7 separate regions of the Mus musculus genome follow, and regions 1, 2, 3, 4, 5 and 7 are each linked to region 6. The links are chromatin loops, found by intact Hi-C in ENCODE. Cell type or tissue: heart. All regions are shown on one strand. Each heading gives the region's core, and the rest is flanking DNA. Links, peaks and the distances in the headings are about the cores only. Region 1 overlaps Gm29871 (a long non-coding RNA gene). Region 2 has its middle 24 kb from the start of 4930449E01Rik. Region 3 has its middle 4.2 kb from the start of Gm35967. Region 4 has its middle 30 kb from the start of 5430440P10Rik. Region 5 holds the start of Spry2 (sprouty RTK signaling antagonist 2). Region 6 has its middle 37 kb from the start of Gm24207. Region 7 has its middle 29 kb from the start of Spry2.

Region 1 (4,338 bases), core at 165-4,164, 1.2 Mb before region 6:
AGCTGTAGATTTAATACTGGCATCCACAGATAAGAGAAAACATGTAGTAACCTTTGTCTCTCTGTGTCTAGGTTATCTCACTCAAAATTCTTGTTTCCAGCTTCAAGCAAGTTACCTGCGAACTTCATAATTTTCTTTTTAATGACTGCTGAATAACAATCCATTATGTGAACATATACTTCCATTGTTCATTCATTGTTAGCAGATGCCTGCACTCTTTTCACTTCTTGGCTAGTGTAAATAGAGCATCAGTGATCTTGGCTCATCAGGTATATCTAGAGGAGGGTACGACATTTCTATAAAATAAAAACTATATGTAAATGACTACAGATTCATATCCCACTAAATGATTTTACAAAGTCCAGTATATAATGTGATTTTCTCTTGATTACTGCATTGGCTACTTTTCTTACTACTGTGACAAAACGCCTGACCAAGACATAGGGAAATAAGGTTTTCTCTACCTCACAGCATAAAGATATGGTGAGTAACCAGAGAGGGTGTCGCAGCAGAAGCACCCAGTGGCTGTTCAGCGTCTGCAGTCACCGAACTCTGTTCACCTTGCTTCCCCAGCCCCCTTTTGTTCCAGTCCATTCCCTAGCCATGTAGACTTCCCTGTCCACATTCAGAGCAAGTGTTCCCCCTGAGAGTGCTGTCATATACATACCATGGATGTGTCTTTTAAGTGACTAGAAAGCCAGTGAGGAAATCGAGACTAAACAGCACTTGGTGATGATGGTGATAAATGAACATTAAAATGTCATGATAATCAGACTGAGGGTTCAGTCAGTAACTGTGGCATTAGCATGAAAACCTGAGCTCAGATCCCAAAACCCATGGGGGTAAAAAGATGGTGTGGTTGCACCCCTCCTCAGTAAGTTATTCAGAACTGATCAGTCCTAACTGGACAATCAGCGTTCTTCAGTGGAGTGGCCCTGAGTATATCAACCACGCTGCAGCGTTGGTCTATGCTGTCCAGCGCACATTGAACTCCGTAGGTAGTCCAGCTTAGTTGCAACTAGCTCTCTTTACATAATGATTCATATCTATAACTTCAACACCCCTGTAATTTTCAGAGTTGGGAATTCATGTGGTGTGAGGTGAGGTATTTTCTGTCATCTGTCTGTTTTGTCCGTTTAGGAGGTAGTGTGCAAGGAGACTGGAGTAGAGAAAGGAAGGCAGAGGATGATGTAGTTAAGGCTCAGGAGAGAGAAGGACGACACACAGCTAAGATAACGCTTTTTCTATTACTACCATTCAGTTTTTAAACTGAAAATAACACATTTTCTATTTTGACCGTTTAATATTTAAACTTCCGTTCTCATTTCTCAAAACTAAATTAGAAGTAATACTTTGAAAAAAAAAGAATATCAGCTTTCTGCGCAGAGGACAAGAAGAGAACTCTAGGTGAGCTTGCTAGGACTATCACAACAAATTAAAACATGTAGATTCCTTAAAGTGCAGAAATGTTTCCTTGTGGATCTGGAAACTGGAAGTGCAAGATCAAGGTATCAGCGGAACGGACCTCTCTCCGTAGATGCCTCTGCTTCGCTTGTAAATGGCAAATGGTGTGACGTCACACACGATTCTCTGTATCCTCGCCTCATAAGGACTCAGGAGTAATGGCAGGTTCCCCACCCTTCTTATCTAACTATAAAGACCCATCATCTCCAAACACAGCACAATCGCGCTCTTGAGGTACTGGGATCAGCACACCAGCCTGTTAACGTGGTGGTAAAGGCTGCAGAAGGGAGCCTGGAAACAGAGTGACCGATACAGTTGGAGGTGGGGAGAAGGGAATAGAAACACATCTAACTTACAACGAGGCATCCTGTAAGGCTAAAGTCACCTGAAACGTCATCATCATGGTGCCGTTTAAGCTGCCCGGATGCTGAGGAGGGTGGGAAAAGGAGACCTTCTTTCATTCCTCTGACTCTTTCGCAGTTTACTCTGTGAAGGAAATATTCGGTGTTAACATGGGGAAAGTTGTTGACGCGTATGCATCCTTCATTGAGAGTCTAAGATAAACAAGTTCAAGTTGAGAAGTGAATTGCGTATGTAATTGCTCATCTTTCATTAGAACACTAGAGGGCGCCCTTCTCTTCTGTTAAAACACTGCTTCGAAATGAGTGGAAATAACAGGAGGGATTGCTCTGTAAAAATCATGGTTTTGTTTGGATAATTATGGGCTTGCTTCCACGTTCATTCCATTCTAATTTTTCTGATACCAAAACCAGCATTTTAAGTAATACTAAGCAGACTCGTAACTGAAAGGCCAGAAATAAGTATCGTGGCCGAGATCCTTAAGCCTGAACAGCTGCTAAGCACAGCCGGGAACAAGTGTTTTGTACCTCTTGCAATTGTCTGTTGAGTGTAATCAGCCTACGTTTCTGTGTTTAGGATTAGGGAGGGTCCTCCATGATTGTTTTCTGTATCTCACGCTCTCAAGTGAAGAGCACATTATTCTAGATTGGTGCATCTTTTAACAAGAGTGTCAAGGAGACCAGCCAAGCATTAAACATAAGAACCAAAATTTCAGCGTGGCCCAGATAGTGTTAATGACCAATATTTCGTTAGCATTTCTGATGTCAAATACCAAGCACTTTATTAAACTATTTTAGGGACACTATTGTGAACGGCTGTATTTATTGTCATGTTTAATATGGAAAGTGTTATAGCATTATGAAAAAAACAGATAGCCTATGACGAAAGGTGGCTTTGTCTCTTGGCATTACTGTATAAACATTTCATACCCTGCATACTTTATAGAGTTTTACTTCTAACAGTTTTGAAAGCTAGGGGTTTTGACTGTAATGTGCCTATAGTGGCAGAGTCTAAGGGCCTGGTCTCTGCTTTCAAATGACAAAAAGAAACCTGTATCAGCACACAGGGAAAGACAGAGGGACAGAAGGACTGGCCTGTTCTGGTTAGCACTTGGATAAAGTTGATCTCATTGGTGGGAGGAACCTGTATCAGCACACAGGGAAAGACAGAGGGACAGAAAGACTGGCCTGTTCTGGTTAGCACTTGGATAAAGTTGATCTCATTGGTGGGGGGAATGGGGCCTCCTGACTCCTCACTCTGACATCCCTTACAAGCCCTGTTCTTTAACCTACCTATAAAGTGGGGATTTTCTTAGACACATTTACTCCCTAGCAAAAGCCATTTGCAGATTTTAAGAAATGCTATGGAGTTTTGTTCGTATTTCTCTCAGGTAAGAAAGAATAAATTTGCGAGGATGGCTTTTGTGACCTGTTGGTGGCGAGTGTGGTAATGCAGGGGTCTGCCCCTAGAGTGGATGAGAACAGTGAGACATATTCATTTTGAATACCTGATAAGTTTGAGAATATTCACCGATTCTGAAATCATGTCGATATTCTGCTAATTATTATCCATCCCAATTAAAAATCTGAGGGTTAGATTTTTTTTCCAATATGCAATTTTAAATCTGTGATACTAGACTGACACCATCAATGTTATCTCTGACCTAAGCACCTTTCAAGTGCTTTTAGGTTGAGAGAAGTAGGGTAGCCCAGACTTAAGTTCCCAGAACTGCCATGCAAAGCTCAGAAGAGCTGGAGGGATGCTGCCAGTCACCAAGGAGACCAATTGCTAAATATCCTAAGCAGAGCTAAGTGCTATGTACAAGACCATGTCCATATGACAACATCTTCACCATGGAGAAAGTTCCCAGGATTTTATAGTGAACATTCTGCAGACCGTTGACCGACCTTGGAGTCTTATCAAAAGGAAACGCTCTGGGAACACTAACTCTGCATCGGGTACAGACCAACAAAAACAATGGGTAAAAGGGATGCTGGTATAGATTGTATTGACGGAGCGCATCTTATTCATATCAAATGGCAAACTTGTAAGGACATTACTAGAACTGTTACCTGTTTGTATTGAAAGAAGCAGTGGGAATATTAAAGAAAAGGAGGCTGACAATTCCCTCAAGTTAGTGGCACGAAGCAGATTGATATACTCACTCAGGAGCGAATGTGTGATGGTGTTCATGAAAAAAAAAAAAGTGGGAGGAACCAAGAAAACGGGTTCTAGTGAGAGTCCGTGCCAGTGCGCGCCCTCTGCCTCGTCCATAATGCAGCCTCACAGAATGATTGCACAAGACTTAATTTTTCTAAACAAGACAACACCTTCAAAACAAATTGAAGACTTCCCGGTTTTTTCACGATTAGATTGCAAAATTTACCAGGCCGCATTTTCCTTCATTTCTCTACTCCCAGCCCTGTTTTGAAAGGAGGATGTCTATACCTTCCTTTCAGGGCACACACTACACTTCAAGCTGTGTGTAACAACAACATGTAACCTGCGGGTTTA
Region 2 (4,338 bases), core at 123-4,122, 160 kb before region 6:
CCCTCTAATTTTAATCTTAGCCAAATACTGTACAAATGATATTCAGTTGTTCACACTCAATTCCATCTTAGCCGTATTTCAAGATAAAATTTATGAGCTATTGCCAAGCTTATAACCTAAAATGTCAATACCTTACTTTAAAAAAAAAATCCTGAAATCTATAACATGGGTGCCTGCCTGCCTGCCTGCCTTCCTTCCTTCCTTCCTTCCTTCCTTCCTTCCTTCCTTCCTTCCTTCCTTTCCTTCCTTCCTTCTTTCTTTCTTTCTTTCTTTCTTTCTTTCTTTCTTTCTTTCTTTCTTTCTTTCTTTCTTTCTCTTCCTTCCTTCCTTTCTTTCTTTCTTTTTTTTTACTTTTATTTTTTATTAGATATTTTCTTTATATACATTTCAAATGCTATCCTGAAAGTCCCCTATACCCTCCCTCCGCCCTGCTCCCCTATCCACCCACTCCCACTTCTTGGCCCTGGCATTCCCCTGTACTGAGGTATATAAAGTTTCCAAAACCAAGGGGCCTCTCTTCTCAGTGATGGCCGACTAGGTCATCTTCTGCTACATATGCAGCTAGAGACACAAGCTCTGGGGGTCCTGGTTAGTTCATATTGTTGTTTCAAGTGTTTATTAGCTGTTTCTTTAAAGATGTTTTTAACGTGTGTGTGTGTGTCTGCGTGTCTGTGTGCTATGTGCACAGAAGTACAGGTACTCATGGAGCCAGAAGAGGGCGTCAGATCCTCGGGCTGGAGGTACATGTAAACTGCCAGTCTTTGGTGCTGGAAACTGACCTCTGGTCCTCTGTAGAGCATTACACATTCTTAGCCGCTGGATCATCTTTCCATCTGTTCTGATTCAGTGAATCTCTTGCTATTGGCACATACTAAAACTTTCTTTATAGAAGTGATACTATTTTATTTTCTTTTTCCAATGAATTAACATAACTGAAATAGCCCAACTAAATAATGCCTACCAAAAAAAATCCCTTTTTGATTATATTTTTTAAATGTATTTGACTTTTATTTAAATACTTAAATTTAAACAATTTGTGCTCAATGGCCAATGGTCTATATTTGAAGTAGCAATCTTTTACTCCTTACAGCATTTTAGGGCAATGGATAAAGGAGAATCATTTAAGGCTATCGTCAGGATGGGGAAACATAAAGGCTGGGTCTAGCTGGCTGAAATATAACTGATACAATCCACTGTCTCCCAAAGGACTGAGCCACAAGACTATAAACCCTGAAAATGACTGGTGTGATTAGATTAATCATGTCAAATATAGTTTATCAATCACTTATAGACAGACATCTAAAGTTCATATTGTCTCAGCTCCTCCTAACTAATAGAACCTAACTGACAGTCCCTTGGAAAACATCACTGAAAATACAAGTGTTCCTCACCTTGAAAGCCAGATAAAATTCCATGCCCTCAAAAATAAATAAGTAAAAAAAATTTAATAAAATAACCCAAACTATAATGGAAATTGTCTATAAGTTTCCCTTAAGTCATATGCTGATTTATGCAAGTTATCATTTTTTGACTTGCAAAACCTTGAATTATCTTGGTGATTCACATTCACAATCAGTGGAACATACGAGCGTGGAGTTAAAACCCCAGCATTTATTGAATGCTTAGCACAAAGGGCTTGATGGCCATACCATAGGCTGTTGTAGACCCAAAATCTTTTATCCACAATGATTCTATGGAAAAGATAGCCAATCTGGCCATGCCAGTCACAAGACTGACCCCAACCATGATTACAGAATAAACCTCTAGAGACAGCCTGTCAAGGCTCTGTGTCCTGTCTAATCTCTGCAATGTGGATTATGGAGAATCTACTCACAAGTCACAGCTGAAGGCTGGTTTTTCACTTCCTTATCTGAGAAAATTTCATTTTTTGAATATCAAAGAATATTTAAACTATTCCAAGTATTTCAAGAGAGCTTTTGGCACAGAGCTCCCCACCTCAAGAGTTTACAGTTGCTGCCACCTATAGGCCCAATCTCAAGAGGAAAGGCTGGGGCTGGTACAAGCATAGGAAGTAGCTCACAAAGATTTTTCTTATTTAAAAAAAAAAAGTGTCTGGTCACCACAGACTTCTTCTAAAGGGAGGGTTGAAATGATAAATAACATTGGTTTCACCAGTGATAGTCTTTTTAATCCACCCAGTTGTGGCAGAAACTTAACAGCATCCGCCTTTCCACTCACAAAGTAAGGAAGCAAAAAAGCAGACAGCCAGTTAGCCACATCTTCAGGCACACGTAACTGTGACTGACCTGGCTTTGCATCTGTCTGGCTTCTTTGCAAACGCAAAGAGTAGGTGTTAAGAGCACTCATCCCCAAATGACTACTGCATGAATTAATGCATCTGAATTAATCCACCATTATTTAGTTAAGCAGATCTACCCATTTATGATGCCTGCGTATTGCAAAACATCACGTTGTACATTATTCACACACACGTTTTTTGTCTAAACATTTTTAAAATAGAAACACTTTCTTAGAAAGTTAGAAAATTAAACTAATGATTTCTATGAGTGACTTTTATGTATCTAACACAGAGATTGCTCTTACGTTATTCCTTATCCTGCTTCAGCTGACAAGTGATAGAGCAAACTTTGGAAGGCAATTTTTTTCCATTTTTTCCCTTTCTCAATAGCTACCTTGTCTCTGTGTACATACAAGTGCATTGGGAACTTGACAAAATATTTCCAATAGCTATTGATATGTAATAGCTATTGATATGTAATAGCTATTGATATGTAAGAGCATATACTGAACACAGTTAGCTATATTTGGCAAAATATATTGCTCCAGAGGGTAAATTTGATAAGATCCTGACCAGTCTGGAGTGGTAAGGTCCTACTCCCTTGGTGCAGTGTTAGGTTTTTCTGCTAGGCTTAAGAGATTCTCTGCAATTCAGACTTCTCATATAGCAGGATCTGCCTGATCACTACTGGTGAATCCTGGGGGAAGACCTAAGGCTGGAGCTAAAAGATCGCAGGTAGTGGTGAGGATGGCCTCTTCAGTGAGACAGCTAATTTTCATGCGGCTGTTTACGGGGACTGTGGAGTGAGTGTACATCGTTGACAGGGCCAGTGCACTAGGGATGCCTCATTTGCATAATGAGAAGTTCCTGGTGCTGCTGGACTTGGCCTTATAAGGGGAAAGGAAGTTTAACCTGGCTACATGACCTCCTCCACTGGGGCGAAGTAGGCCAGCAAGGGCTACAAGTGGATATGAAGGCCCAGGGCAGAGGGAAAGGACTAGATCCTACTGCTGATCTCTGGACAGATTTCCAGGGTTTGGACACACTTTGATCTCCCTCTTGTTCCAGGCCTGGTCCCCCATCCCCAATTCCCTGGCCCCACATGTTTCCTCTTGATAAACACTTGATATCTAAATGTTCTATCAAATCTCACCTTAGGCATATATGTCTCCTGAGTGTCCTGAAACTTTATATAAATGATAACGTCATTTCAATGATCCTTTTTCTCTTCCTTCTAGCAAAGACTCAGAGATGTCAAGCTCACCTTTTTTTGTACCCACCATCTTTTTCCTATGCTCCAACTTCCATTACCTCTATTCCATAGTCCTAGTGTCAATTCAGTATGTTCCAATAAAGTTTTTAAACATTTGGGGTAGATAAATGACTTTAGAAACTAATGAAGCTTGGAAGTGATATCTATGGAATCAACCAACTTGTAAAGCTTACTAATCAGAAAGGGAAGCCTGAACCACTGCCCATTTAATTAAACTATATCTCCCTCAGTAACCAGGTGAAAACTGGAATAGTGCTTATATATGATCTGGGTTTTGCAACAACTGTACTAGTCCCTCCATCTAAGATAATAAAACAAGACAGTAATCAATGAAATAAGAGTGTCAAACTGTAAGTAACTAAGCATATTTAATAAAACTTGAGAAGCCTTGACTTTATCATAAATGTGAAAATAGGAAAACTAAAAGTTAATATGAAATGTAAACAATAATTATAAATGCCATCAGTCTGGCTACTTACACATAGTCCCAGCTATGAATAGAAAGTTGAGAACTAGTAGAACAAAAGAGACAATGAGAAGAACAAAAGAGGAGACTCTTAACTTTCAGTTAATATCTCTAGTAGACATTGTTGATCAGCTGACTGACTTAACTCCTCCTGAAATACTTTCCAATGACTGATTGTATGAACTAGCTCTGACAGCCATATATAAACAGAAGACATCATATGTGACTTCTAGGAAAAGTGTTTAAAAATATGTATCACTGGGCAGTGGTGGCACACGCCTTTAATCCCAGCACGTGGGAGGCAGAGGTAGGTGGATTTCTGAGTTGGAGGCCAGCCTG
Region 3 (4,338 bases), core at 97-4,096, 420 kb before region 6:
CTCAAGTTTTAATTTTGTTTTTTTTTTTTGATATTGCTAGTAGGATTTGTTCACGCACTTTGAATAAAATCTGTTATCAGATATATATCTGCCTCCACCAATATGACCTTTGACTTGTTGTTCACTGTAGTTACAAAGTGCAAACAATTTCCATGGAATGTTCTCCTATGAAAGGAAGTATTGTGACACCCTGTAATATGGATGAAACTTGAAGACGTTATGCTACCTATAATAAGCTATCACACAAGGACAAATACTGCCTGCTTATATTTGAGGTAACTCATTGTTTTAATGTTAGCGTTGCTAGTGCTGTGACGAAACACCACGGCCAAAGCAACTTGGTGAGGAAGGGTTGGTTTTGGCCTACACTTCCCGATCGATCACTGTTTATCATTGAAAACAGAGACAGGAACTCTAACAGGGCAGGAACCTTGAGGAAGACTGGAGAAGTGGCTCAGAGGTGGAGTGCTTGCCTAAGATGTGAGGGTCTGGGTTCAATCCCTAACTTCAAAATAGGAAAGGCAGGAAAGAAAATATGCCTAAGAGGAGAGATATTTCATCCTTTTTAAAGCTCAATTTTAAAATCGTAAAAACACAAAGAATGAGAAAACTAATAATAAAATCTATTCAACATATTAAATATAGTTATATTTTGATATATATATATTTCAGATAATTACAATTCTAGTCATCACTTGGCCAAGTTTTGTTCCATTGGCAGGGTCTTGGGGAAAGGCTACCTGCAGAGATCTAAAAGAAACCAGAGGTGGAACCCTGAGCCATGCCCCTTCACATGATGGAAAAGGTCTCTCCAGGCTGTGTTCCCAGTACAGGTCCCTCTTTATGTGCCCTCCCACAGGCCTTAGCTGGCCCAAATTCTCCTCTTTTATGAGCATGGAAGGAGCTTGCATGGGTGTTCTGTTGTGACCTTGAAACAAGTTGAGAGTAAAACGTCTTTGCTTTGCTCCACTTTGCTTTGTTTTTCTTTTTCTCCTGCCTGATCGTCAGGGAGCTCTCTGGGTTAGAAGTGTATAAACTTGGTTACATTTTCAGCTACAAACGGCTGGCTGTTTTAGGAGGTACTGACAGCTGGGCTGCAAGGCTGGAGGACTGTGGAAATTCTGATGGGGAAGGTGAAGGCCTGGCAAATGGAAAGCATTTTGGTGGGTCTAATGATTTTGGGAAAAATCTCTGCAAGGCTGGAACATTTTGCCACACGTAAGTGGCTATTTCCTTAGCCTCTTCTGCATTCACTGAGAACTCCGTGTAGCTGACCAGAGACTGAAAGAGCTGCAAAAACAGTCCCAGTGTGGGTTTGTCAAGAGAGATATTCCATTTAGGTTTTCCAAATGTGTTGCATGTAACAAAAGCCTGTATTTCTTTTCATTCCAAAAGAGATCTGCCTCATTCTGGTTCATTTAATTCTTGGAAACATAGTTTTATATGTCCAGAGAGCCCTTTGAGCCTTTGAGAGAGCAAGCAAAGGCTTCCACCCCCCACCCCGCCCCCCTTCTCTGGAAGCAGGAAATAAGTCCTGCCAAATGCAAATGAGCTCAGACTCTAACAGGCAAAGCGTCAAAGCACCGAATGCTACGACATTTTAAGCATTTTGAGAACGCACACGCTTTACACAGCTGACGTTTTGGGGGTCTGGAGAACTACAGGAAGTCACACCGACCTATCTAAAGTTGTCATTTCAGGAATACTAATGTGTCTAGAACGGCCTTAGATTTATGTTAGGAAGTCAGAAGCCCTGCCCTTCCTTTTTTTTAAATGGTGGTTTCAGAATCCTAGGGGACTTTTATCAAAGTCTTCTGCCTCTGGAGTTGTCCGTGTGGTTTTGGAACTACACAGTCTCCCTCTTTGAGTCACAAATCCTAATTGGTCTGACATAATGCTGACCAACTGAAAGATGGCGTGGGCTGTCCTTCCAAGGGTTAACAGAGCTGGTTCCAAAGGAGTGAGGCAACCACAGAAACAGGATAATAAATGTGACACTCTCAGACTATCACCAGCAAATATTTGAGCTTATCAAATAACGGAGGAAGTAGTTTAGTTACAAATAAACCAATCTCTCATAAAACAAGTTTTCACACAGGGTCATTTCATTGAGCTGGAGACAGCTAGAGGCCACTCTAGGCAGAACTCCCACTCTGTGTACACTTCGTAACAGCCTCTCATGATTAATGGACAGCAAGGGGGGGAGGCTGGGCCCCAGAGCTCGCTGGAGCTGGGCTTCCTATCAGCCAAACAGCCATAAACAGCAGGTCAGGATTACTGCATGGGAAGTGCCTGTCCGCTGGGAATGTAGCTGGGTTTGTGTTCACTTCCCCTGCCTGCCTTCTCTCTCACAGCGCGCTCTCTCTTTTTCTCCCTGTATAGCAGAGAGCACCGTGTCCTAGAAACTGTAGTAGATGTCACTGCTTGGCACTTTCTGTGCAAAGAGGACAAGTATGTGGGCTCAGGGGGGTGGCGGAACGCTACTCTTAAAGCCACAGCGACTGCGTTGGCTAGGGGCTGGAGGAGGCTGTTTTTCTGGAGCCTTTGAAATCAGCATTGGCTAAAGCATCTCATTTGGATTCCAGAAAAAAAAGCACAGGCACTGTTTGGGGGTAAGGGAGGGGGGGGGCAGGGAGCCTCTTGTTTCAAAGAGAAATTCTCATCGCGTTTAAGAAGAAATATCAAAAAATATCCTGGCATAATTACAGCAATTCAGCAAGTAAAAAATGAAGCCTGCGAAGCTGCTAGAGTTTTGGATTGTGAATGTTCATTTCTGGTGAAATAGAAATATGTCCATTTCTGAATTTTAATTTGTAGAAAATTTGTTTCATTCCCCTAAAGGATAATAAAAAAATGTGAATTAGATGACACATATGCATAGAAGTATAAAAATAGAAACATTCAGACACAGCACTGCCATTCAGAGAAGGCATTTAATATGTTTTCTACCCATCTTTCCAAAATCTGTTAAAAATAGAATGTTGAGACCTTCACCATATGGGGAATTTTGTACTATTTTTCGATCAGATTCTAGCATAGTCATGGCCCTACAGTGTTAGCCAATGTTTTTGCATATATAGTTTTGGAGTTGAAAAATACTAATTTTTACAGCTTAGATCTCCATAGGGAAGCGTTTGAGAGCCCTTGCCGGTGGGTTCCTGCTACAGAGCAGCGTGTGCTTGCTTTGCTTTTCAGGTGTGTCATTTACCCCAAGTCTATGTGATGAGTTTTGAATAAAACTTGGAGAGGAGAAGGCAGATCTATTATCCTCATAGCTGTCTCATTAGATTTTATATTTAAAACAAACTCTCTGGTGATTGCATTTTCCATGGAGCTGGGAGAGATTCAGAGCTCAAAGTCTCTTGGCTTTATGAAGTACTTAGCTCTGCTAATGCTCTTTCCAAATGCACAAGCCCTGCCTGATACAGTCTCGTTCCTTTAAGGAATGATAATTGCATTGGCCGGCTCCCCTACTTGCCACCTGTGATACCAGCACTTAGATGCACTTTGTTTATATTGGGCATCTTCAACTACTTTTCATAACCATTATCTCTTCTGAGCCCTGGACCTGGATCTATGTTTAGTCATTGTGCCCTTGAGTCAGGATTCACTACAGCCAGTAATTTCTCTGTACCTTACCAACGGTGTTTCTGCTGTCCTCTTACCTAACCCAGACAAAACTTATGTTGGGAATGTGCAAAGAAACAAGAAACATAACGCTCTTATACCTTCTGGAATACTGTGTGATAGTGCCCACTAAGGGTTAAAGCATAGCTGTAGCTGGTGTGTGTGGGTGGAGCTAAGCGGCCTGTGGCTGAAGCCTGGGGCAAGCAGCCTATTTCCAAACAGAGTTCTTTCAGCACTGACTCGCCCTGTCTGGCTGTGTACCTGTAGACTAAAGCCCCCTTTCTATTAGTTTCTTCCCCACTCAGGTTGCTCAACATGTTAACTGTACTTAACAATAAATTGTATTAAAAAAATAGCCAAGGGAGCGTATGGGGGACTTTTGGAATAGCATTTGAAATGTAAATGAAGAAAAGACCTAATTTTAAAAAAATGGCAAAAAAAAAAAAAAAAGAGAAAGAAACACGTCATAGCCTAAACATACAAAACTTATATAATTTTCTAGCACTTTACATTAGTCTTAGGCTGGCATATCTGCTTACCATTCACTCATGTAGGTCTCTTTTATTCCTGTAAGTACTGTTGATGGTAGTTGATTTATACAAGTATACCTCTCTTTTGCCTTTATAGACTTATACAATAACTTTTGCCTATTTTCATGTAATTGTATGCATATGTCTATATCATTGTGTTAAATGTTTTCTATAGTTTTAC
Region 4 (4,338 bases), core at 204-4,203, 84 kb before region 6:
CAGCAGGAGCTGGACCTACACTCCCTATACATCTGCAGCAAATCTGCAGCTTGGTGTTCATGTGCTTCCCGTACCAAGTGGAATGAGAGCTATCTAAGTGTCTATCCCCTGCCATTGGATCCCCTCACCCCATACTTGGACTGCCTAGTTGGGCCTCATTGGGAGAGGATGTGCCTAGACCTGCTGGGACTAAGATGCTCCAGGGTGGGGTGGTACCCAAAGTGGAACTGGGAAGAGAGAAAGGAGGAGGGCTGTAAAGCTATTTTTTTTTTTAAAGAAAGTTTTTTAAAATCTGAAACCTGGAGCCATGGCAGAATTTTCAGCCAAGAATTGACATAAGCTGGATCCGGAATCCTTGCATCAAGGTTATGAAGCAGGCTGTAAAGAGGCAGTGGTGGATACAGGGAGACTGCCTAGAGGCAATCACAGTGATTCAAGGAAGAGATCATGGGGGATTGTCAAGGGTTATTCTCTGACTGTGCTTCATTTTCCTATATGGGGGGGGGGGGTTTATGTGGTGTGTAATGTATATGCATATGTGATCGTTTGCATATGTTTGGAGGTATATGTGTGTGCACATGCCTGTGGAAACCTGAAGTTAGCATAAGGAATTTCTCTTGATTATTCTCCATCTTATTCACTGAGGTATGGTCCCTCAAAACCAAAAGTTGTCCATTCAGCCAGCCTAGCTGTCCAGCTCACTCCTAGGATCTGTGACTTTGCTGTAAAGGCACTGGAATTACTAGCAGACCCCTCCCACTCCCCCCCCCCCCCCAGCATTGATGTAAATGCCAGAAAGCTGACCTCTGGTCCTCACTGTTGCTAGCTGTACAACACACTACTTAACTACTGAGCCAACTCCGCAGCCCTGAATATATTTTAGAAAATATAAAAGAATGCCTTATCCAAACTCATGATTGACAGAGCCTTTCAAGGTGGTGGGAAAAGGTGAATCAGAAATCCCATGGAGGATGACTGCCACGACACACGTGGTCGCAACTGTATGAAAGGGACACTCTTCAGGAAAATACGCATCAGTGTGGTGGGGACCTGGGGAAGGTGGCTTTAAAACTCCAGGGCACCATAATAGAGAAACCAGACACATGTGGCTTTTGAAACTTTTTTATCCTAAGTGCTTGTTTGCTAAGAACCAATTACATAATTTGGAAAGTCTGGCGTGATGTTCTTTATCTTGAATCTTACATCAAAACTTCAGGTTCTCTAATAGCAAACCCCTCAAGCTTCAGTGTTTATTTTTGTAATTGACATCATCTACTTTTGCTAGAGCTGAACCAGTGAAAGGACAGAGGAAAAAGAAATTGCAAAACTGAAATTTAAAACGTCAGAATCCACGGGTCACATTAACAGCAGTGTTTGACAGGGTCTGGTTTCTAGCTTCCATCTTTCAGGGGCTTGCTCGAAAACTTTCCAAGATGCAACACCATCATGGGCTGAACTCACTGATATTTGGGCAAACATTGCATTTACTCTCCATTCTGTTAAAATGTCGAGGTGTAAGTGCTCTGACATAATGTGGATTTATGTATTAACACAAAGGTCTCCTGAGACATGTACCCATAATTCTCCACTGGCTAGTGACTGTAAATCAGACTAGAAAGGCAGATCGGGGCCCTCTTTCTCCAACTATCTGTGATTTAATAAAGGAGAAAAACATGATAACTAACAAAGGAAGGCAGACATCACATTTGCCCCCCTCCTCTACACACACACACACACACACACACACACACACACACACATGCTCGCACAGAACCAGCTGACACTTTAATCCTGAATCCTCCACAAATGTCAGAGACTGATACTTTAAGTATTCTAGGAGACTTTTGAAGAATGACAATTTCAAAAATACACTTTAAATTTTTATTAATTTTACTTCAACGAAATGGATTTCATATAAAGGGGTAATGCCTAAGCAGCAATAACTCAGAATTATCATCTTCGAAATAAACATCCCAGGCACAGAAAACTTGCTCTCCGTGTCTAGTCTCCCTCCATAGCCACCCACCCTCCAACTCCCTTAACACTTCTTCCAGCGTTATCTCAGAATGCTGTTCTCTGCTGATGTATCTTCCCCAGGGCCGCTGCACCACTTCTCCTCAGAGTCATGCAGCCCCGGGATCTGGCTCTGCCTTTATTTCTCTTTCACTTTGCCTGCCAATTTCATCTTCAGAGCAGGTCACTATCCTGCTCTGAAACCTTCCATAAGTCCCCATGCCCGCAGACGGAAGCCCACAAGCTTAACATAACTGCCCCCTGGTGGTCATCTACTGACTCACAGAGTTGGAACCCGGATTAAGGTTTCATTCAACATGGAAGACCTTTTTATTTCTAGGGGAAGCCAAGGGTGGGAAAGTGGAAGAAAGTGCGGACAAGTGTTTGCTTTCTTTTCACAGCTACGGTGAAGAATACCAGAGAGCAACACCTTGTGCCTCCAAGAAAGTATTAGTCTCCCTGAGGACTCTTCGGAGTTCCATGTGCAAAGCAATGCTCATCTCCATTGTCTCTACATGCTCATCTCTATTGTCTCTACATTGAGCGCCAACTTGGAATTTTGTGGATGAAACATGACTCAGTGTAATCCGTGATTTACAACATAATTGGTCCCCTGAACTGACTTCCTAAAGACACATGTTGTCAATTAAGACCACATTCTTGGAGCAGAATGTAACATTAAAATAGCAAAAACAATCAGAAAATAAACTTAAAAGCACAGAAAATTTGCTTCCTGCAAACATTGAGAATGTAAAGCAAATATTTAATGTCAATTCTCAGAAGTTCCTTTGGGGGATATTTTTCTTTTCATGGTCTGGACAAGTTAACATGTTTTAAAATGTAAGCATGAAAGGTTTTTAGCATGGAACTACTTTGGTCTAAGTTTTTAATGCTAGAAAATGACAATTACTGTCCTAGTAAAAAAAAATATAATTCCATGTCCATGTATGTCAGAATCAGCAAAGGAATCAGCCTGCGACATTCACCCCTCATGCCCACTATTTGCCACAAAAAAAGTTAAAATTAGAAAAACTAAGGAGTTGAACATTTGGGGAGAGTTTCCCTAGGGGCAACAGGTGTGTGTGATGTCTTCATCCACTCCCATTTTGAAGGCAGGATAGAAAAGCAGAGCTGCGTCTCAGCCTTGAGGCCCAGTATAGAGACTGAGGATAGCACACTCAGAACTTCTCTGTGTCCTCCGAAAACAGAGGAGCGGAGTGGGCTGTTCCTGATTCAGGCCCGAGTAACCTAGAGACAGCATCCAGGTGGGGGAAGCATCAGCACAAACGAACCTGAGAGGCAATATCATTCCTACAGGCAGAACAGGACAGGTGTGTCCTTTTCACACACTCAGCCCGATGCATGGGCAAGCAGTGGAAGACAGGCCACCGTGCGTTCTGTACAGGATAGGGACAAAGAAATGCCCACAAAAAGACGCCGCGGGAGCAAGGGGAGTTCTCAAAATGTTGACTGAGTTCTAGGTGGTCTTCACGCCCAAGGAAGCCAAAGGCCTAAGATCCAAGACACAGAGCAGGACACAGAGATGTTGTCAAAGAGCTCAGAATCTGCGGAGGTGCTGCTATGCTCAAGTCAGAGACATCCAGGAATGGCTCTTCCCTCCTTACTCTCCTTCCTGGCTTCACTGATCAGAGGAGAGTTGCAGAGGGGTAAGGGGTCTAAATAGAGACAATGCTATTTCCTTTACCACGGGTACTTAATAGACATGTTCCTGAAATCAGATGGTTAGTGGTGAATGCTGACTACTAAGAGTTGTTTGTCTTTTGTTTTCTGTTTAAATCAAGAGTCTACATTTCATTTTAAACCAAGAGAATAACTATTATTCTCATTGGATGCTAAGGCCAGTTGTCTTATCTTTTGCTGTCGACATTCTTGAGGAGTAAACACTGGTACCAGGATAGACATAGTATGTGATTTAGGAAAATACATTTCCAAATCTACGCTCTTCCACTTCAATAAGATCTATGTATTTTAGGAATAAAGACTTTTATAATTGTTTGTGGGACCATCATTAAAGTTTCTTATAATGTACCACTTATGTACCATGAGTTTAAGAAAAAAAAAAAAACCAAAACGCTACTCAATTGAAAAAAATCTTTGTATATCTCAAGTATGCAAGTTTCAGGTAATAACTTCAACATCCAGAAGCTTATGAAATTATTTTTCCACTGTTTTGGATAATAGAGTTTTTCACTGCATATGTCTGAACATGCAAGAACAAAATCTGGTAGATTATTCTGTATCTTAAGAAATTTCTCTGAGTCTAGAAATATATAAACTTTGGAGATTGGATCACTAGTGTTTTAA
Region 5 (4,338 bases), core at 233-4,232, 580 kb before region 6:
TAAACTGACCCCGCGGCGGCCCGCGCGGCCCCGCGTGACGGCGCCGGGGCTGCAGGAGCGGCTGGGGACGCGCGGGGCGGCGCGGTTGCCCTTTTGAATGCCTCCTGCGGCTCGGAGCGCTGGCGGGCGCTGGAGCGCGAGTGAATGTAGCCCCGCGGAGCCAATGAGCTGGGACCGGATGCGATATATCCTCTGGGACAACAACTGCTCTGTTCCGCCTCGGATCCACATGACGCCATTTACTGCTGCCGCGGCCGCTGCAGAGCTCCCTGCCTCCTCCGGAAAGGCGAGGGCGCAGGCCAGCGGCGCCCTCCCCCCCCGTACCCCCCCCCCCCATCCCCGGCCGGGCCCCAGACCCTCCTCCCCCGCCGCCTCCACCCCCTCCGCACCCCCACCCCCGCCTCGGCTTCGCCGCCGCGCCTCCGCAACGCCCAGTCTGCACGAGCGAGAGCTGCGCGCCGCAGCGCCAGCGGAGGAGAGGGGCCGGCGGAGCGCGCAGCGCCCAGGCCCCCGCGCGCGCCCGGCCCGGCCCTCGGCCCCGCGCCTGCCTCCACTTGGGAGCAGCCCCGGGCCCCCGGGTCTTGGCGAGCTGGCCTTAGGTTCTTTGTAAGGCCGTGCTCGCCTCGCTTTCTCTCATCGACCAGGAAAAAAAGAGACTCGCCAACGTTGCCGCTTCGGCCTCTTGTTCATTGAGAAAAAAAAAAAAAGGAGAGAGAGAAGGGGGGAAAAAGGAAATACTCCGCGTGCGCTTCTGGAAGGGAGGTCATCTATCCCGGAATCCGGGAGGGTTCCAACGGTGGAGGACTGGGTTCCAAAATTTCCCCGTGGTTTTAATCCACCGATTGCTTGGAAGTTGGACTGAAGCAGAGTTTGGAAAGAAGGAAAAAGTTTGCATCAGGACTGGATTTATTTGCACATCGCTGGAAGAAGAGGATTCAAGGGAGAGGGGTTGGTGCAAAGCCGCGATCACGGTGAGGAGCGTTTGGCTTTTCCCCTTCTGGAACCATAGCCGGCCGGGAGTGGGGTCCGGGTTCCTCTCTCCACTAAACCAGCTTGCTTCTCGGGAGCATTAGGGAACTACCCCGCGGATCTCCTTCGCCTAGAACAGGGGTTCGGCCATGGCCGGGCTACAGGGTACGCCTATGCAGTATCCCCCGTCCCACGACAGCTCACTCGTAAGGGGTTTGGGGCGGAGGACCGCTTCACTGCGTTCTACTCCTATCCCTGCATTGGCGACGATTCAGTCGCCGAGAGCTTTAAGGGAGGGAAAACACAAAGTGTTTTCTAGGTCGCTGTTGCAGGCTCTGGCATTGCTAACCTGTTCCTCCATTCGTTTGAAGGCTAAGTTGTAGAAGAGCCATCCTGAGGCGGAGGCGCCTGTGGGGCTGCGGTACTGGGCTTCTCACCTCTCCACCTCACCGGGCCAGGAGACCCGGCAGGCGAGCGGAGGCGAGAGTGCCAGGCGGAGGGAGTCCCCGCCTCTGCCGGGTGTGGACAGTCTAGCCCGGTGCGGGTGGGAGCGTCGCCCAGCCTGGCGCCGCGTCTCTGCGGTTCGGAAGTGCAGCTTTCTCTTTTTTTCCGTTCTTCGTGGTCGGCCTAGGTCACGCTTTTTTTTTTTTTTTTAATATATTTGGACACTGAGGCTGACTTAGCACAGGAAGAGATATCAAGTGGTCGCGATCGTTTTCCATTACCTGAAAGTAGGTGGCAAAATAAAAAAGGCTAGTTTTTTCCCCCCTTCCCTCTTTTGTGTTACTGTTTTTAAGATTTGGAGTCTTAACGCCTTTTTTACAAAGGGGTTTCTGTGTCGGTTTGCCCCACCCTAGTGCTGAAGTCCTTTCCCCCTAATCCTTAGTCTGATCACACACTGTTCTTAATGGGGGTTTCAAAGCACTCAAAGGGGGAGGGAGAGGAACTGGGAGAGCGCAGAAGGGGGGGGGGCTGCATTGGAGGCGGCCAGGGATCTGTAGAAATCAACTTTTTTTTTTCTTCCAAAAGATGCTACTTTGCACAGCAAGCAGGTCCTCACGGAAAAGTTTCCGATCCCCGGGGCTCATAGTTGTGTATGCCTGGCGGGTGCAGTGGGGCTCTGGATGAAGCTATTTTTCTTTCGTTTTAAGAAGTATGTCTTATTCTTTCTGATCTAAAAGGAGGTAGGCGTGTGCAGATTACAGGCAGTGCTTGCTTAGGTCATTGCCCCGTGGAGTCGCTCTGGGAGTGTGGGTGCAAGCTGTGCGCCCTAAGCCCGGCTCTTCCTCGGGCCGTCGGCTTTGGAAACTAGTGAGGACGGCCGTTTTGAGGGCCTTCCCAGAAACACCTTGTGGTGACCTTGCGGCGGGGGGGTGGGCGTGTTAGAGTGGCTCCCCCTCTTGGGGCCGGATGGCAGTTCCTCTTGGGTTGGGGGAAATTTTAGCCGCGGGGGTGGAGGAGGGGAAAGTGTGCTCGTGCCTTTCATGACACGTCCCCTTCGGAGGCGCCCGCGCCCCCTGCCTGCCTCAGCTTCTGCAGATTGTACACGGGAGGGGCCGGGCTGGCCCCTGGACAGCGTCAGTCCGCCTGGAGAAAAGTCCCCCGGGGTTCTAGCTGAGTCCCACCTGCTGGGGACTGTGTGGGGGCGCAGATAGAGCCGATAAACGGGTTGAAAGCGAAGAACAGCCTTGTGTACCTTGCTGTTGGAGGTGAGCAGATCCGGTTTCCAGCTCTGTCTGGTTTGTCACCTGCCTTGTTCGCTGTCCTTTTCCAAAAAGCAGAGGTTGGGTTAAAAAAAAAAAAAAATCCGGTTTTGCTTATTTTCCTTTATTTTCATGTGGACTCGGGAGAGGGGATGGGATGGTACTTAAATCGAAGCATGACTGTAATTTTTAAGTTTACTTGACAGGATCATAGGCTTCCACTGTGACATTTCAGATTCCTAAAACTTTTCTTGTTGCAGTTACTTGCTTTGTGCTCTCGGGTATTTTTCAAGATGAGAAAATCATGGGGTGTTTTTGTGTGTGTGTGTGTGTGTGTGCATGCTTTATTTATTAAAAAATGACTTGTGGTTCGGAACCTAAGGCTAGACGCCTAGGATGTGGGTCTGTAGAATATTTGATGTACAAGTTGTGGTCTTAGGACTTTATTTTCACGTGCTACCTAATGGAATTCGAGATGACTTACTTTAATTATATAACTTTATGCTAATAATATTTATTTAAAACTCCGCTTTAATTGCCCTTGAAATGTTCTTTTTAATCACAGCCGTCCTATGGGATTGGAAAAAGATAGGGATTAGACCACTCACGGTGCAAGTGTGATGTAGAAAAAAAAAAAAAGACTTGACCGATACGTTGTAGGTATTTGTTGGTGTTTCATGTAAAAATGATCGCGACAAACTTAAACCTACTTCAAGATCTGAAGAGTATACCTGTGAAACTGTTGGCAGCAGTTATGCGCCAGCGTTTCCTGACAATTTTTTCATCCGGCCGGAGCCTTCTAAATTGCATGTTTATTTGAGTGAAGCATTCAGTGAATCGGTAGAGCTTAGCTTTGCGTTTCTGCTCTTATTAAGACTGCAGAACTGTCAGGGCCTAGCCTTAATTTTCACTTTTGAGAACATGCCTCGACCATTAGCTGTTCTCCTACCTCAGCCACCACCAGCGCATTTCCAAGTCCCATTTTCTCTAGAGGATGAGGGAAGTGGAAGAGTTGTCAAGTCTGGTGGGTGGAGAACGGGAAGTCTTAGAGTGTAAACCATTTTCTTTCCTCTTGGTTTCCCCAGGAGTTCAGATGTGTTCTAAGCCTGCTGGGGTGAACACACTGCCAAGACCTGATGGAGGCCAGAGCTCAGAGTGGCAACGGGTCGCAGCCTTTGCTGCAGACAGCCCATGACAGTGGCAGGCAGCGCGGGGAGCCGGATCCAAGAGATGCCCTTACCCAGCAGGTACACGTCTTGTCTCTGGATCAGATCAGAGCCATCCGAAACACCAATGAGTACACAGAGGGCCCTACTGTGGTCCCAAGACCTGGGCTCAAGCCTGCTCCTCGCCCCTCCACTCAGCACAAACATGAAAGACTCCACGGTCTGCCGGAGCACCGCCAGCCTCCCAGGCTCCAGCCCTCGCAGGTCCATTCTTCACGGGCCCCTCTGTCCAGGTCCATCAGCACTGTCAGCTCAGGGTCTCGGAGCAGTACAAGGACAAGTACCAGCAGCAGCTCCTCGGAACAGAGACTGTTAGGACCGTCCTTCTCCCACGGGCCTGCTGCTGCTGATGGAATAATCCGAGTGCAGCCTAAATCGGAGCTCAAGCCTGGTGACGTTAAGCCACTGAGCAAGGATGATTTGGGTCTGCATGCCTACAG
Region 6 (4,338 bases), core at 81-4,080:
CAAGCTGCATGTGAGAATGCCAGAATGAAACCTACTACCCTGTCAGCAAATGTAAAGAATACACCAGGGGCTGGAGAGACGGCTCAGCTGTTAAGAGACCTGCTGTTCTTCCAGAGGACTGGTGTCAGACTCTAGGACCCTCTTCTGGCCTCTGCAGGCACTCTCACACACATGTATATACACCCCCACACACGTAAGTAAATATCAAATCTAAAAATGACACCTTACAAAAATAAAAACATTTAATGATTAATAAGCCTCCCACATATTTCTATTTACTCTTTAAGACCTAATTTTAGCCCTGTTTCAAGCAAAAGGTACCTGAAAACTTCGAGTTCAATTGTTCTAACCCATATATATATACATATATATGTATATATATATATATGGGTTATACGTATATATATATATATACATATATATGGATATATGAATGTGTATGTGTGTATGCATGTGTGTGTGTGTGTGTGTGTGTGTGTGTGTGTATACACACACACACATACAACTTCTCCCTTAACAAACACATTTTCCAGTTTATAAATGAAACTTCTTTTAAACTTAAGAGCTAAAGGTCAGAAAACATCTTTCTATCCACAGAGACCCGGGTAGCAGAATTGATTCCACCCATTGCTGAGTTTTCTGAGTTCTGTGGTAAGCATTGAGAAAAATACTAAATTAAAGATATAAAAGTTGATAATCAAAGAACTATCTTAATCGGATTGACAGAAATGATATTTGGAGTGAAAATATTAAGATAGGAGGAAAGAGAAAGACTTCCCCCAGAGCCATGGTAGAGAAACTTCTTTTTTAATGTGTGGGTGTATGTATACACATGTGTGTGCAGATGCATATGAACATGTTGAACTACTTTTAAAGGTAAAACAGGGGATAGAGTATAAGATATATTTATACACAAGTAAAACCATCATTCCTTCAAATACCATAAGCAGGCACACTTGACCATGTTTACTGGACCTGAATTATCACCATAGTGGAGACTAACAGACATACCCTTTCATTTAAATGTTTCCTTTTTGAAGTAAAGATGTTCGTTTAAATCCAAAGTTAACCCTCAGTAACAGAAGCTGCACAGGAAATCCAGCTTGGAATAAGAAACAACGTGTTGATGTCCTACTCACTCCCCTATCCAGGACTTCAGGGCACTGTCTCATTTGTACATAAAAGAGTTACATCAATCCACAGGAAATCCACAGGCTGGCCAGAGGGCCCCCTTTTCAGAAGGATCTGTGAGCCTCCTAACAGCTGAAGCTAGAATGCTTTGTTGCCTCCATGTGTAACAGTAGCAAAACAAAAATGTCACATAAGCAACTTTTGCTTTAATTCTGATTGTAACAAAGAAGAATAAACAGTAGTTTAATATGATCCTAGGCACCCTGACTTTCAAAGTTACTTAAAGATATGATGGTGTCACACAATAGCTTATTTCAGCTTTTGAAGGTAAATGTTAAGCTAACCGGCAGGTCAGGAAGAACAGCCATTTGATGGACGGATGCTTATCTTGGGTCTCCTGGAACCTCAGGTCCCTGACTGTGCTTCCCAATAAACAGGCAAGAAGTCGGAGGCTTCGGTTAAGCATTGTGTCTAAACTTGTTTTGGAGTACCAAGTCACTCCTTTCCGTAACACAAAGCTGCCTGTCACTGTAAACTACAAGGATGGGGAGGGGAAGATGCCAGTAGAAAGAAATCCTATGTGTTCAGTCAGAAAAATCGCTGGTGTGAGGGAGATAAACACTCATGTTCTTTTTAATCACAATGGAGAAAGTAAGTGACATTCTGTCCCAATACTGCCACACTCTGGTCATTTGGCTCTACAGTCACGTCATAGGTAGTGAGGTATCAAAACTAGAAAGGTGTTCAACACCTAATTCATAAGGCAAGGCCTCAAACTAAAAACTGCCTAAGTCCTACAACCTAATTTTATATGCCTTGAAATCTTACATACGTGTGCTAATTTCCTCGATTTTCTATCACATGTGTGCAAAGAGCGAGGACTCCCGGCAACACGTCAGTCCACAACTTCAACTCAGAAAATGGACTGTCACTGGGGCAGACTTACGGGGCCGGGGCTTCTGGATACTGCGTCTGGGATGTTAACTTTGCAAACACCTCCAATTGATCATGTAGGGCGCATGGCATTGACTAGTAACCTCTGCCCTGGAGAAAGGTCTTTTAAGAATCATTCAAACAAGGTTTCACCCCTGGAGTTTCTAAAGATTAGAGAAATGTCTTTTCAAAGACTCTTCATATGTCAAACAATAAAACTTTTTAAGTGTAAAATGCACATTTAAAATATCTTTAAGTATTTTAAACACTATTTTCTTTTTAAAGTTAAAGCTTTTGGTGATGGAGAGAAGGCTCAGTCATTGCTGCTCTTCCAGAGAACACGTGTTTAAAAGTTAACTCACAACCACCTATGAACCACAGACCCCAGGACCCAGCACCTCTGGCCTCCGCAGATGACACATAACTCAAGATGAAGTAAACCTTATGTTTTATGCTCATAGCTGTCAGTGAGCTGATGTTATTTATTACTTAAAGTCTTCATCAAACCCCTTCTGCCAGGGCTCAGGAGAGGCAAAAAGAATGTAAAAGCCAATAGTGATGGAAGACACCAAGGAAACATGGCCTTGATTATGTACACAGCAGGGCTGATGCACATGCAAACTCAAGAGAGCCCATGACAGCACACACAGGGTCTGCACAGGTCCAAGCCACACGGGGTCCCAGTGCTGAGCCGGGAAGTGAGCACAGCCCTCATCCACACCCCAGAAGCTGTCTCCAAATGTCAACCACTTCACCAATGGAGTCTCAACCAGGGTAGACAAACCACACTCAAGGGCAGTCTCATTGCCCAGGAGGAGAAGTCCAACACAAAATGAACTCAGTGGTATTTCCATAGACTTTTTGTCTTGGATTGCTTTGGGCATTTTTATTCACCTTACATGCTTTTTGCTTATGTAGTATGGCTTTGGATTTTCTCTTTACGGTGTGTATGTGCGTGCATGTGTGTGTGTGTGCTCATATACACTCACACACACACACACACACAATGTTGATTTTCCTACTTTCTCCCCACCTCCATTTATTTTATCTTGTTCGTATCAAGGCAAAAGCCTGTTTTCTAAAGAGAGTGAAAGGCATGGAGTGGGTGGAAGAAGAAAAGGGGCTGGATAAAGGAGAAGGAAACAGGTCAGAGTCCACCACATGACAAAGAAATTATTTTCAATTAAAAATACGTCATACTCTATCACAACCCATTCTGTCAGGATGACTGACTAGCAATGCCTGGCAGCAATGGAGACTCTGGATCTCAATGAATGCACAGCAATTAGAATTTCACAGCCCAAATCACATGTCTCAACCAAACCACTCAGAACTCAGAAGGCTGACAACCTATTTTGTGAGAAATACATTTGCACAATGTACACACAACTCTGCAGAAGCCACACTTTCCAGTACGGTTATTTGCTACTCGCCATATTCTACATGAAGTGGCTGCTCTCCAGAATTCATCTGAGCCTAAGCTAATTTGTAGAACTTACTACTCTTTGGTAAAGCCAAGAGAAGAAACTGCTTCTTCATGTCCCGGAAGTGATAATTTAATTAAGGTGAACACACCTGACAGGGGTGGGGAGGAAAATGGAGAGAGAGAAGGGTGTGTGTATGTGTGTGTGGTGTGACTGACAGAGTGATGGAGAGTACCAGACCCAGTAGCTCTCTGCAAAGAGAGACCAGCCTCTATTTCCTGCCTGTCTTCTTGATGGCTTCTCGAATGGTTTCCTCCGGTTTTAGGTTTGTTTTCTGGGTGGGCAGAGCACACACAAATGACGGCCTATGCCTCTGCATGTGTGTGAAAGTCAGGAGACAACTTATAAAGTGTGGCTCTCTCTCTCCTCCATGGGGGTTCAGGAGCTCAAACTCAAGCCGTCAGGCACCACTACCTTCAGAGACATCTTGCCAGCGCCCGGACTGGAGTTTTAAAAGTGGTTTTCATTGAAATCATGGGGATTTGCTTTTAAGAAGCAGACAGCACGACCCTTCAAAATAAAAGCAAACAAAAATGCATCAGCTGAAAGCATCAAGACAGTAAAGCGTGGGACGGGAAGGAGCTCGAGGAGAGGGCTTGTCCTGCTTACACAAGAAGCCAGAGTCTTGCTCCTACACCAACAAAACCAAGGGGAGAGGGGAAGGGAAGAGAGGTGAGGATGTGAAAGGAGGGGAGGGGATTGATACATGAGTTGAAAAATCAACAGTTTGCACTTTTACTGTTGCAACATAAAAACAAAAGACATCTTCAAGGCGAGGTGGTATGCTTAT
Region 7 (4,338 bases), core at 239-4,238, 610 kb before region 6:
GTGGGTGGGTAGGGGAGTGGGGGTGGGTGGGTATGGGGGACTTTTGGTATAGCATTGGGAATGTAAATGAGCTAAATACCTAATAAAAAATGGGGGAAAAAAAAAGAAGCTTAAAACATAATACCTAAGAGACAGAACTGAAAACAAATAAATAAATAATTAGAAAGCAGTTCTTTTGTTGTTGTTTTTTGTTTGTTTGTTTTTTCAAGACAGGGTTTCTTGTGTTGTTCTGGATATCCTGGAACTTACTCTGTAGACCAGGCTGGCCTTGAACTCAGAAATCTGCCTGCCTCTGCCTCCCAAGTGCTGGGATTAAAGGTGTGGGCCACCGCTGCCTGGCTGGAAAGCAGTTCTATGGCACTGGCCGTGCACATAAACGCTGTTTGAAAATGAGGTTATGTCATCTCTTTACTCTCAAGTCTCTAACGCAGAATCACTCTGTGAGCAGGTTCGATAAATGCGGGCCCATACAACATGGTTTAAGAAGCCAGGGGCATGGCCCATCTCTGTCTAACGATATTTCCTAACATTGCTGTTTTGGTGCAGTTCTCTGGGACACCTCTAGGTCCGAATTTCACTCGTGTATGTAAACGTATGTGTTTCTCATATGTGTTTTCCAGATGAGAGATGAAAGAATTTAGCAACACAGTGTGGTCAGCATCGAATCAGTCTTGGCCTTGACAGCTCACAGCCCAGCTTCCAGAGCCTGACTCCTGATGACGTCATCACCCAGCCAGCCGTAGCGAACACATTTTACCTTTGCCTTGACACACTGCCCGATGGTCCTTTTCCTCAGCACTAAAACCCAAGGATCTGTTTCTGCTCCATCCCTAGTGTCCTCCACATCATCAGTCATTCCAGAGCCTTCCCATGCCACGCCAGAACTCTAGCAGCTACAGCTGAATTGCTTCTTTTGAAACCGCTTCTCCCTGACGTTAGCTGCCTCTGACCCACACCTTCTTTTTGGTGATGATTTGCAGGGTCTGAAAATGAACTGCGGATGTTAACTTGTTTACGTCATTACTTGTTAGGGCATTTCCTCACAAAGATAAATATTTAGGGGGAGGGTTTCTCAGGTAAGGAAATGCTGTTTCTATCCTCCCTGCTACACAGCGCCCCCATCTTTTCCTTATTCCCCACCCCTTTTCCTAGCAGTCTGGCCTTTCCTAGAAGCAGTGATTCTCTCTTTGACTCTTCTAAAAGTCCTTAGAGCCTCTCAACCTCCTCAAAACCTCCCTGCTGAGTGCACACATCCTTTAGGAACCAGCTCATTTATTACCTGCTACTTGACTGATGTTCACCTAAAGGCAAAGACCAGTAGAAGGAGCTGAATTCAATACAGACAAGCTTCACATCAAACACTTTTTTAAAAAAACATTTATTTATTTTATATATGTAAGTACACTGTTGTTGTCTTCAGGCACAACAGTGGAATTGAACTCAGGACCTCTGGAAAAGCAGTCAGTGCTCTTAACTGCTGAGCTATCTCTCCAGCCCACATCGAACACTTTTTAAGACATGGTGTAGAATGTTATAACAGAATACAGCAAAGAATTCAGTGATGTAATGCAAGCATTTGTTAAATGACAGTATCTATGGATCATCACTGAGATGTGAACGTCAACATTCCAGAAAGAAAATGGGTAATTCTGAGAACCTTTAGTTCTAATTTCTAGACCATGAAAAGTTATATTACCTGAGCAATTCCAAATATCTATACTACAGGAAGATATAGACGAACGTTATCTAACAAAGTGGTTTCTTAAATGCAATAGCCTATGTTGATATCATCCCCATCTGGTTATTTTCTGGTGTGAGCCTGATGGACAGGTAAACAAATGAACGGTTAGACTCAGTTACAGAACCAGCGAGACCGATCAGAAGCTAAGGGTGCTTGTTTCCACCCCTGATACCCTGAGTTTGCTTCCTGAGATTCACTGGAAGCCACGGTAGAAGAAGAAACTGTATTCTCACAAGCAGTCATTAATCAATCACACCTGAGCTGTACTTTACATGTCCCTGTGCACATACCACACATACATACACATACACACATATATATGCCACATACATGAACACAGACTCATACAGGCACACACATATGCACACACACGCACATTCATATACCACATACACACATGTGCACACACATACACACACTCATGCACACACACACACACAGACACACATCTTCATATACCACACACACACACACACACACACACACACACACTGGAATGAATGATGAAAACACCAAATTATCAATAACTAGTTATACAAGGTTATCTTTAACAAAAAAAAAATTTTTTTCAACAAAATAAAATTGTTGTATTTTGAACTGGGCATGGCGATACACACCTGTAATCCCAGTACTTAGGAGGCCGAGACCAGCATGGCCTATATAGTGAGACTGTACCCAAACAGAGGAAAATATGGGGGAGAAATAATTGCTACATTTTATGCTCTACTTAACATAAGAAAGGAAATTCACTTAAAATATGACAGTAATCTAGGCCTGCTTCAGCATCACTACTAAATATTAGGGGAAATGTTACCAACTAACCTAAAACTTTCTGTCAGGAGAAACGTCTCTGTCAAAACAATATGTAAAACACACACAAAAATCAGAATTTTCTTTGCTATTATTCTATCCTCCCAAACTGTCCCAGTAGAGCCAGCAGAGGGAGCACAACCATTGTGGGTTTGAATGTGTGCCTTTAAAAAAAAAAAAAAAAAAAAAAAAGCCTTTTCTCCTGGATTTTCAGATCCTTTATCATGATTGACAAAAATGATAAATCACAAATATTATTTGCCACTGGTAAATTGTCTCAAAAGTCACTTTTATTGAACAAGTGTCAAAACATTTTCTTTATTCACATTTTAGTTAAAAAAAAAAAAAAGTAATGCATGTCTGGTATAAAGGCGAAACAAACCCGGGGGAAAAATGCTTACAAAGTTAATAATCTACCTTCTATTCTGATCCATATTATGAACAGACTGGAATGTGTCTTATAACTTATTTTTAAAAAGTATATGTATATGTGAATATATGTCCTATGTGGATCATCTCTGAGTGTTTCCTACCCAATATCGAATAACGTCTTTGGGAGGAAAAATGAAATAAGCACAACGTTAGGACACGTAGTATAAGTACTTCCTGTGCAGAGCTCAGGAGTTCAGCCCTGCCGTGCAGGTGCTGCGGTCCACATGGAAACGGTGCGCATGCGTGATGCATGGGGAGCCCGTGTGCAGGTCCCTTCCTGAGATGTCATGAGGAAGACGAGGTAAACTGATTTCTAAGTCACGATTGATATTGCTAGTGTCTTCATAACACAAGATAGCAGCAATAAACTCAACCGCTTAAAGGGGGATTTTTTTTGTTACGTGAAATTAAAATACATTCTCGAATTTTTGGAATATTTTATAAATTCTAATGCAATGGAATGATCCAGTGTTTCTCTCCCAGGTGCACTGAGCCTACTTTCATTGTTTAACCAAAGGAAGGTAAAGGCTACAGGTATAGATATGATACTTTCTCCCACACAACAGGAAGAATCTTTCAATTTCTCGATGGTTTCCATCCTGTCCAATCCCTTTGCAAAGAGCTCCGGATAAATACGCATCCTAGGATATAAAGACACCAAAGTCCAGAGACCCTGCTTGCCAACGCTACCTCTGTGAATTCATTTCTGAACCCAGGGAATTTGCTGAAGCCAACACACCATGACTTGCTATGCAGTCCCATCACTCAGTTGATCTCCTTATTTGTCTCGGTGCCTACTAGACACGTTCTTGACTAATGCCAGTTGCTGTTGAACTTTGACCCCATATAAGTGTTAAGGTCTCCCACGTAGAAGAAGGAAATCTGCAGGAAGAGGATGGTGATGTGGGCAAATAATAACAATAACAACAACAATAATAATAGGGGAAACTGGAAGGATGACGGAAGGGAAGACCTTATTTACATGACTACAACATATTCTTTTTGGAGGTAAAGAATGTAATTAGTGAGCTGTGATTTCCTTCCCATCTCCTGAGAACAGAAAAGACCGTCTGTCTCTTGTGGTGGTTGTAATTTGCGTTTCGTTATGTTTTCTTTGCTAAGGGCTTTCAATGTTCAGAAAAATGTTCGAGTTACTGCACTTTGTAATAAAGTAAGAGGACACAGCACCGCGGTCCTCATTCCTCATTGACACAAACCAAGGAACGGGATGTCCAAAGCCTGGCTCAATGTCACAGGAAAGGCTGTTGCCGAAGTAGAGGTGGGCCCCCCCCCCCCCCCCCGAGAGCCCTTTAGGTTATCCACAAAATCAACACAAGCAGTCTAGATTTGTTATC

What was found. Peaks named below come from ENCODE experiments on the same cell type or tissue, not always from the same donor. Only the 100,000 strongest peaks of a DNase experiment are listed, where the experiment ranks them.
Region 1: a loop joins it to region 6, with 5 times the contacts of the local background. A loop is called at or near these places in 10 of 42 quality-filtered maps.
Region 2: it touches region 6 in a loop (2.2-fold over the local background); 4 of 42 quality-filtered maps call a loop at or near these places.
Region 3: a loop joins it to region 6, with 2.5 times the contacts of the local background. A loop is called at or near these places in 4 of 42 quality-filtered maps.
Region 4: it touches region 6 in a loop (4-fold over the local background); 5 of 42 quality-filtered maps call a loop at or near these places.
Region 5: a loop joins it to region 6, with 3 times the contacts of the local background. A loop is called at or near these places in 13 of 42 quality-filtered maps.
Region 7: it touches region 6 in a loop (3-fold over the local background); 4 of 42 quality-filtered maps call a loop at or near these places.

Annotation. Positions count from the first base shown.
Region 1 is chr14:106,498,545-106,502,882 of GRCm38, reverse strand. Gm29871 (a long non-coding RNA gene) reads right to left here. Exons shown (of 5, transcript XR_874942.1): 3 at 1,850-1,950. Among named protein-coding and RNA genes, the nearest start is that of Gm29871, 14 kb to the right of the region's middle. In heart, for the core only: a CTCF peak has its summit at 2,081 (motif pointing right); no DNase peak of the experiment used is centred there.
Region 2 is chr14:105,472,811-105,477,148 of GRCm38, reverse strand. No RefSeq gene overlaps it. Among named protein-coding and RNA genes, the nearest start is that of 4930449E01Rik, 24 kb to the left of the region's middle. In heart, for the core only: a CTCF peak has its summit at 1,985 (motif pointing left); no DNase peak of the experiment used is centred there.
Region 3 is chr14:105,730,387-105,734,724 of GRCm38, reverse strand. No RefSeq gene overlaps it. Among named protein-coding and RNA genes, the nearest start is that of Gm35967, 4.2 kb to the right of the region's middle. In heart, for the core only: CTCF peaks have their summits at 2,146 and 2,359; DNase peaks (open chromatin) are centred at 1,614 and 2,314; H3K4me3 peaks cover 2,788 bases; H3K27ac peaks cover 3,236 bases.
Region 4 is chr14:105,395,555-105,399,892 of GRCm38, reverse strand. No RefSeq gene overlaps it. Among named protein-coding and RNA genes, the nearest start is that of 5430440P10Rik, 30 kb to the left of the region's middle. In heart, for the core only: a CTCF peak has its summit at 2,274 (motif pointing left); a DNase peak (open chromatin) is centred at 2,142; H3K27ac peaks cover 416 bases.
Region 5 is chr14:105,893,221-105,897,558 of GRCm38, reverse strand. It overlaps Spry2 (sprouty RTK signaling antagonist 2), which reads left to right and starts at 740. Exons shown (of 2, transcript NM_011897.3): 1 at 740-971; 2 at 3,758-4,338. The coding sequence starts at 3,809. In heart, for the core only: a CTCF peak has its summit at 2,477; DNase peaks (open chromatin) are centred at 1,128, 1,448, 2,338, 3,838 and 1 weaker place; H3K4me3 peaks cover 4,000 bases; H3K27ac peaks cover 4,000 bases.
Region 6 is chr14:105,311,526-105,315,863 of GRCm38, reverse strand. No RefSeq gene overlaps it. Among named protein-coding and RNA genes, the nearest start is that of Gm24207, 37 kb to the right of the region's middle. In heart, for the core only: a CTCF peak has its summit at 1,826; no DNase peak of the experiment used is centred there; H3K27ac peaks cover 615 bases.
Region 7 is chr14:105,923,265-105,927,602 of GRCm38, reverse strand. No RefSeq gene overlaps it. Among named protein-coding and RNA genes, the nearest start is that of Spry2, 29 kb to the right of the region's middle. In heart, for the core only: a CTCF peak has its summit at 2,675 (motif pointing right); no DNase peak of the experiment used is centred there; H3K4me3 peaks cover 93 bases; H3K27ac peaks cover 256 bases.